2 separate regions of the Homo sapiens genome follow, and region 1 is linked to region 2. Evidence: read pairs that join two places in POLR2A ChIA-PET (ENCODE). Cell type or tissue: CD4-positive, alpha-beta T cell. All regions are shown on one strand. Region 1 overlaps CHRNA1 (cholinergic receptor nicotinic alpha 1 subunit). Region 2 overlaps WIPF1 (WAS/WASL interacting protein family member 1).

What was found. ChIA-PET counts read pairs that join two places held together with the same protein. Peaks named below come from ENCODE experiments on the same cell type or tissue, not always from the same donor. Only the 100,000 strongest peaks of a DNase experiment are listed, where the experiment ranks them.
Region 1: POLR2A ChIA-PET joins it to region 2 with 5 read pairs; 2 of 35 experiments call an interaction of 5 or more read pairs at or near these places.

What each region holds. Positions count from the first base shown.
Region 1 is chr2:174,751,080-174,755,079 of GRCh38, forward strand. CHRNA1 (cholinergic receptor nicotinic alpha 1 subunit) reads right to left here. Exons shown (of 9, transcript NM_000079.4): 5 at 3,140-3,335; 6 at 2,424-2,661. Among named protein-coding and RNA genes, the nearest start is that of CHRNA1, 11 kb to the right of the region's middle. RefSeq lists an enhancer at 39-218 and a silencer at 1,566-1,635. In CD4-positive, alpha-beta T cell, no CTCF peak of the experiment used is centred here; DNase peaks (open chromatin) are centred at 142, 1,532 and 2,362; H3K27ac peaks cover 1,499 bases.
Region 2 is chr2:174,582,766-174,586,765 of GRCh38, forward strand. It overlaps WIPF1 (WAS/WASL interacting protein family member 1), which reads right to left. Exons shown (of 8, transcript NM_001375834.1): 2 at 2,758-2,846. The coding sequence starts at 2,808. The region is part of intron 1 of WIPF1-AS1 (WIPF1 and CHRNA1 antisense RNA 1); the gene reads left to right. Among named protein-coding and RNA genes, the nearest start is that of WIPF1-AS1, 9.5 kb to the left of the region's middle. In CD4-positive, alpha-beta T cell, no CTCF peak of the experiment used is centred here; no DNase peak of the experiment used is centred here; H3K27ac peaks cover 1,604 bases.

The sequences.
Region 1 (4,000 bases), 170 kb after region 2:
TTCACACCACTCGCTGTCTCATTTTCATATAAGAGGAAGTTTGTCTTCTCACTTATTTCTTGTTTTGTTTTTTTTGCATACTAAGGGAGCAGGGATTTCCCCAGCCCCCACCTCTTTTCTGCAGGCCCTTTGATCTCAGGAGAGTTTTGGCTGGGCAAACTTGGCAGCAGGAAGGTCAGGGGCCGAATGGCACTGAGGTAGTTTTGTGAGGCTTGACCACCTTAGGTGCAGCAGAGAAGCTCTGGGAGGGACTTTCCCTGGGCTGGCCTTGCTGTTGGTGCTGCTGGAAACCCTTGTGTTACCCTGCTTTCAATGATGAAGCTGTCCCCTACTGGCTGCTTCCGGATGCTAGAATATATATAGAATATGTATGTATGTATACGATAAAGAGTGGAAACAAACAAGAAATTGTCAATTCTACCTGGTGGGTAGGAAAACCTTTCAAAGTGAAAAAGAATACAATTACAAATACAAAATATTTGTCCACTTATATAAAATTTGTTGATTAATAATAATGATAATAATAATAGCCAACATTTATCAAGCATAATTTTTGTGCTAAGTGCTTTTCTTTTTTCTTTCTTTCTTTTCTTTCTTTTTTTCTTCTTTTTTTTTTTGTGAGGGAGTCTCACTCTGTTGCCCAGGCTGGAGTTCAGTGGTGCCATCTCAGCTCACTGCAACCTCCGCCTCCAGGGTTCAAGCGATTCTCCTGCCTCAGCCTCCCAAGTAATTGGGATTACAGGCACGTGCCACCACACCTGGCTAATTTTTTGTATTTTTAATAGAGATGGGGTTTCACCATGTTGGCCAGGCTGGTCTCAAACTCCTGACCTCAAGTGATCCATCCGCCTTGGCCTCCGAAAGTGCTGGGATTACAGGTGTGAGCCACTGCATCTGGCCCCTAAGCACTTTTCAAGCACAAATCATTTAACGTTTATAGAGACTCTTGTTAGTTCCCATAATGCCCCGACAGTGTTTTTATTTTAAAAAGTTTCATTTGAGGGCCTGGTGCGGTGGATCATGCCTGTAATCCTAACACCCCGGGAGGCCAAGGCAGGGGGATCACTTGAGGCCAGGAGTCTGAGACTAGCCTGGGCAACATAGCAAGACTCCATCTCTATTTATTTATTTTTTTAATGTAAAAAAGTTTCATTTGATTAGAAAGTTGAAAGAATTGTGTTTGTGATTATTTGTTTAAAAACAAGTGCAGGGCAGGCACAGTGGCTCACACCTGTAATCCCAGCACTTTGGGAGGCCGAGGTAGGCAGATCTTTGAGCCCAGGAGTTCGAGACTGGCCTCGGCAACATGGTGCAACCCCGTTTCTACAAAAAATACAAAAATTAGCCGAGTGTGGTGGCACATGCCTGTAGTCCCAGCTACTCAGGAGGCTGAGGTGAAAGGGTCACTTGAGCTCAGGAGGTTGAGGCTGCAGTGAGCCGTGATCATGCCACTGTACTGCAGCCTGGGCAACAGAGTGAGACCCGGTCTCAAAACAAAAACAAAAATGAAACCCCAAATGCAGTCACTGGAACATGCACTCTGAGGGGTGAGGCACTTTCTGTCTTATTCTCTGCGGTCTATCTACCACATCATATTTGTTCAACAAATATTCACTGAATGAGTAAATGAATAATCTTTTTTCCTAGTTGGCAAGTTGGATTTAAGATTTTGTGGTTTTTTTTTTTTTAAAGTCATTTTGATAAAAATTGCTACCTGTCATAAGCTTGAGGTCTGTCTGTAGCATCTTTCTTTTTTTCAAACTTGTCTGCCATAAGTTGTTTATGAATAGTGACTTGCTGGCAGGCAGATGGGTACCCTTTCCTCCTTTCTGGTGGATTGTTATTGTTTGATAAAATTATGTCACAGATAGGATTACTCAGTAGGAGGTAAGTAAGTTGTCTAGGCTGATATGTGAGAAAGAACAGCCACTTGGGAAGTAGGGTCTTGTGTGTGAAGATGCCACCATCTGGAAAAAAAGATATGCAAAATCTATTTTCAAGTGGTGAGCAGTGGGTAAAGGGGCAAGACCAGGATTAGTCAGTACATAGAAAGTGACTTCATCGTGGAAGTGGCATGAGAAGTGTCTGGGATCACATGCCTTACCCAGTACACTTCTGGGCACACAGTTGGTATTCAGCAAATAGGTATTGGTGGTTAATGTACTTTAACCAGCCTAAGCTACACTGTGCATCTCTAGGGTCATGTTCAACTCCCTGCCGCTCGGGGTGTCTGCCCCAGCTGTGAGCTCCACTCACAGTGACTCTCACCACTGCGCACGCCCACTCAGCAAATGCACCCTCCTAATGATGATGGTTCGGGTCGATCTGCCTGTTTGTTAGCACATGATTATTTCTGGCTTCCCCAAAATAGCAGCACGAGACCCATCAGCGTCAGCAGCAGCAGTCATGGCAACCACACCCACCTGAGTCTGTGGGCAGGTAGAATACCAGGCCAGTTAAGAAGGAGAAGAGCAGGCAGGGGATGATGACGTTGACGATGAAGTAGAGGGGCAGGCGCTGCATGACGAAGTGGTAGGTGATGTCCAGGTAGGGGGTGTCGGGGCAGCAGGAATAGGTCACGGAGTGCTTCCAGCCCCGGGACTCCTTGATCACCCACTCCCCGCTCTCCATGAAGTTGCTCAGGTCTGGCTGGTCGCTTTCCTGAGAAAGGAAGTGAGGTTTGGAAATCCCAGGCAGGTCACCCTGATGAGGGGCAGCGTTTTGTAATCAGCAGTGACAAGGCCACAGATTCCAGCTCTGTGGGTCACACACCCAGGAGGGACTGTGGGACACTACTGCTTTGGGGTCTTAGATGCCTTTCCTATGACATAAGGGGGTTTGGACTAGTAGCATTCTCCATTTTGGCTACACATTCAAGTCACCTGGGAGCTTTAAAACATATTGATGCCCTACCGCCACCCCAGGCCCATTACATCAGAATTCTTGAGACTGAGCCTGGGTGTAGCAAATTAATTTAAGCTCCCATTTAGTTCTCCCTTCCCAATCAACTTGAACCATCAAACTAGATGATTCCTAAGTTCTAACTGGTACTGAGAGCCTATGATTGTCCAAGGAAAAGTTGGAGACCCGAATCACAATTTTCCTGAAACCACCCTTATCATATGTGGCCACCACCTACCGGGTTGATGGCCACGACAGAGCCGTCGTAGGTCCAGGTGCCCAGCTTCATGCTGCAGTTCTGTTCATCAAAGGGAAAGTGGGTGACGATGATCTCACAGTAGCTTTTAAAGATGGCTGGAGGTGTCCACGTGATGTGGCCAGTGTACTGCAGGAGCACTTTGGTGAACTTGACAATAGCAAAGTCACCATCTGCACTACAATTGGGATAAAAGAGGAAAATGGCTCCAAGTGACAGATGAGCCTTCCATTCTGCTTGGGGACGTTAACAGGAGACAGCTGTTAATTATTCAGGTGCTAATTATAGAAGCTCTGTTTCGGGCAGCGTCACTTTTTATCTATTGCAATGTTCCCCATATTTGATAATAAGAATCACTGGGGTGCTTGTTAAAAATACAGAGTTCTGCACACCCTCTAAGTAAACCCTGAATCTGAGTATCTGGGAAAGAATGTGGGAACCCACAGTTTTAAAGAAATAACAGGTAACATGGGTCCACTGCATCCCAGATTATTTTTCCAGCCCTCACAAGTATTTGTAATGTTAATCTTCATCTATCACCTCCCTGATGTACTATGTTGGGGAAAAAAAACACAGGAATTTTACATAAAACACCTCCAGCGACTCATTACTGCGACAAGCAGGTTAGGGAAGGGGCCTACTACTCTTTTTTTTTTTTTTTTTTTTTGAGATGGAATCTCGCTTTGTCACCCAGGCTGGAGTGCAATGGTGCAATCTTGGCTCACAGCAACCTCCACCTCCCGGGCTCAAGCAATTCTCCTGCCTCAGCCTCCCAGGTAGCTGAGATTACAGGCACCCACCAAACACCCAGCTAATTTTTGTATTTTTAATAGAAACTAGGTT
Region 2 (4,000 bases):
TCAGAAAAACCCTGAAGTAGGCTAACCAGAATTGCAGTGGTAAAGTTGGAAGCATCTTGAAATAACTAAATGATGAAGTATTACTTGCTTATGATAATAATAGTTAACATATACTCTGTGCCAGGCACTGTTTTCAGCACCTTATGTGTATTACTTCATTTAGCCCTTATCAACCCTGTGAGTTATTATTTCCATTTTACAGACAAGGAAACTGAGGTATAGGGAGTTTAAATCATTTGCCCCAGGCACCTAGTTAGTTGAGGAGGAGCTGGGATTCAAACCCTGGCAGTCAAGAGCCTTCCCTACAAGCTGATAGAAGGATAAATGTGGGCTCTAAAATGCCCCTCCCCATCCAGCCCCAACACACCGCTGAAGCATGCTTGTTAAAAGTTTCTCTGCTGTCCTTCCAGAAATGCTCTCTGCATACACAGTTTGCTTTTGCTAATGGGATTCTCCTCTATTGTTCTGCAACTTGTTTGTTTTCAACTTAACATACTTTGGATGTCCTGGAAAAGAGCTCTTAACATTACCTGCTGTCTTCATTTTAAGGATGAAAAAACTCTGAGGCCTAGAGAGGTTAAGTGATGTGTCACACTGGATCTCTTAACAGTTTTGGGTCAGCAACCTTCAGTAGCCTCCTGTTCTGCCTCAAAATTTATTTTGACAGCTGACCTCCCTGGGTGCTAACTTCTCTCATGTTCAGGGCCCTTAATTATGTTGTTTCACAAGGGCAGTGTTCTATGATGGCCACCAACCCACCTTTTCCCTTTCTTCATCTCTATATTCTATTTATCCAAAATCTTGCTTTGAATTAGGTAACAACGGATAGAAATGAGTTGATAAGATAAGCAAGGTTTCCCAAACTTCAAGCATTCTGGTATAAGATTCATGATTTTTGTCATCTTCTCATACCACCTGTGTTATTTATTTAATATTTTTTATTAAGTCAGTTCACTATAGCCCACACTTTTGGGGAAACATGGATAAATGAATCCTGCTATGTAAGCCAGATTGGAGGTTCTCAAACTTACCCATGTGAAGGACCAACTTTTTTTTTGTTTTTTGTTTTTTTGCGACAGAGTCTTGCTCTATCACCCAGGCTGGAGTGCAGTAGTGCAATCACAGCTCACTGCAGCCTTGACCTCCTGGGCTCAAACAATCCTCCCATCTCTGCCTCCAGAGTAGCTGGGACTATAAGCACGCACCGCCATGTCTGGCTGGCTAATTTTTAACATTTTTTTTGTAGATATGGGGGTCTCGCCATGTTGCCCAGGCTGGTCTCGAACTCCTGGGCTCAAGTTATCCTTCCAAAGTGCACGCCTGGCCAAGGACCAGTCTTTTGAAAAATATTTTCATCAGGAACTGACGCTTTTGTAAAATAACAATGAATTATTAGAAAAATGAATTAGTTTTTTAAAAAAGACACACAACATCCAATCTTAGAAACAGAAAACTACTGTCAAATTGCTAGAAATGCTTCTAAATGCTTACTTTCAACTTTTGTCCTCATCACTTTGGGGACTCTTAAAAAGCAGTTGGAAGGCCACACTCTGAGTAACAATAAGCTAATTAATAGGCAGTTCTTCTCACTAGGTTTCAACCTCAGATGAGTTATATAAATGTGTCTCATGGAAACCTGGGGCAAGAAACTTTCTCTCCAAGCCTCAGTTTCCCCATGTGAAAATGGTGAAAATGAAGGAACCATCAGTGTGAGGCTCCTCCTCAGTGAAGGCTTCACAAGCTGGAGAGGGCTTTGTAACAGAGCGTATCTTGGGGCCTTTCCATATGACCAAGTGGAGAGTTGCCAAATTCCTGAAGAGGGCACACTAACTTCCCCAAAGAGGTCTATCAAAGGAGCAGGATGAGCCGGGCACAGTGGCTCACGCCTGTAATCCCAGCACTTTGGGAGGCCGAGGTGGGTGGATCAACTGAGGTTAGGAGTTCAAGACAAGCCTGGCCAACATGGTGAAACCCCGTCCATACTAAAAATACAAAAATTAGCTGGGCATGGTGGTGCTTGCCTTTAGTCCCAGCTACTTGGGAGGCTGAGGCAGGAGAATCACTTGAACGGGAGGTGGAAGTTGCGGTGAGCTGAGATCGTGCCATTGCACTCCAGCCTGGGTGACAGAGCGAGACTCAAAAAAAAAAAAAAGACCAGGATGAATCCACTGAAGAAATTCTTTCAGGAAATAAACATCTAAATGCCTAAATGCAAGTATAGATTTAAAGGAGGATGTGAATGTGTATGGCAGAGGTGGTGGAGGGAGATATTTGTCAAAAACAGATTGGGAAGAAGAGGGGAAAAGGCAGAAAAAAAGAAAGGAGTGAGACCGGAAGACACTTTAATGGAATGCACTGCAGGCAGAGACCTGGGTTTCTAGACCGTCCAGCCCAGAAGTTAAAGGCCAGACATTGAGTTCATCTGAATGAAAACAGTGCACACTGGTCTCAGAACTGATCCTGCAAACCCTATCTTGGGCCAGCACATGTCCCTGCGCAGATGCGGCAGAAAACACCTCATCAGCCACATTCCACCCTTGTACTATCCATCACACGAGACCTTAAACAAACAAAACCCTTCGTGTTGTTTGTATTTGCTGGGTTTCAGGATTTGGCTTACCCTGGGCACTGGGAAAGCCTGTTGTATCACATGTGAGCCAGAATGCAAACACATTTAATACAAACACATGCACGCCAGGTTTTGGCTTCATTTGGCTTGCTTTATGCATAGAAAGTGTTTGGGGAGGAGACACTCACCAGTGCAAACGTCGGGGGCGGCGGGGGTGCTGGAGGGGGAGGGACAGGCATCTTGGGCAGTTATGCGTTCAACAGTCTTGCTGATAAATCTGGAAAAACAAGAATGCGATCATGTATTAGATGTAATCTTAGTAATACTGTCCTAATCTGTCTTCACTTTCCCACCAAAGTGACAGCTCCACCTAGCTCAACTCTTAGAAGAGATGGGCTTACCTTTACACCTCACTGCTAAAACATTACTGTTCTGGAAGGATCCCGGCAGAGGGGCTTCTGACCCGAGGTGCTTGGAGAGAATGGAGGCCACATCCAGTGCCTTACTCGGCTCCATTCCCCCACCCACTACAGTAGGCCATGACCGACCCAGGTGGGCCCAGTTAAGCAGGAAGGTCTCACACAACTGCTAGGATGTATCCTGGCCAAGTTTCACTGAAAACAAATTCACTTCAAGTGGCTTCTCCTCTTCGCTAATTTCCATGACAATCCTTTCATGCTCTCCCACCCCCTCTGGCTTTCTCCTCCCATTCTTCCTGACATTCGCCAAGTCTGTGTGTGCACTGCAGGAATATGAAAATGAATCTACTTCTAGTCCCGCCCTCAAAGTTCCTAGTCCTCCAGGGAGAGGGCATGGAGAATGTCAGGTGGAAAGCAGGGAGCAGCAGCTGAGGCGGGGTGGACGTGTGGGGGGTCAACCTTATGTTTGGAGCACTCAAAGACCAGCCATCCCTATCTCTGTGCTCCTTAGCATTTCCTCAGAGGATCTAAGCGAAAACAGAGCGGGCATGAGAAGTCAGACCTAGGACTCCCAGGCTGTTTACCAGAAATGCATTTCATTTAGAAGAGCCTGTCTTAGCTTTGTTTGGGTAAAAAATTATATATAAATAAAATAAAAAAGAAGAGCCTTTCTGCAGAGTGTGCTTGCTCTGAAAACAAAGGGAAGACCAGATTCCGTAGCTGGGTAGGAAAGTTTAGGGACCCCAGGTGGGTGAGGGGGCAGGGCGGAGAGGGCAGCCTGGCAAACACCAGGGCCAGGAGAGACGATGGCCAGGAAGTGCCTGGTGAGTTACACCAGCCAGGAGCCCTCTCCCCATTTCCTCTAATCCTTGCAGTCCTGTTCCTTCGCCTCACTAGAACCCCTGCTCCCTCTGCCCTGTCTAGGACAACGCCTCACCCACTGTTCTCATCCCTAAGCAATGCCAGCTTCTCCCACCCCATCCTTGCTACACAAACTGTGGTCCTGGATAGG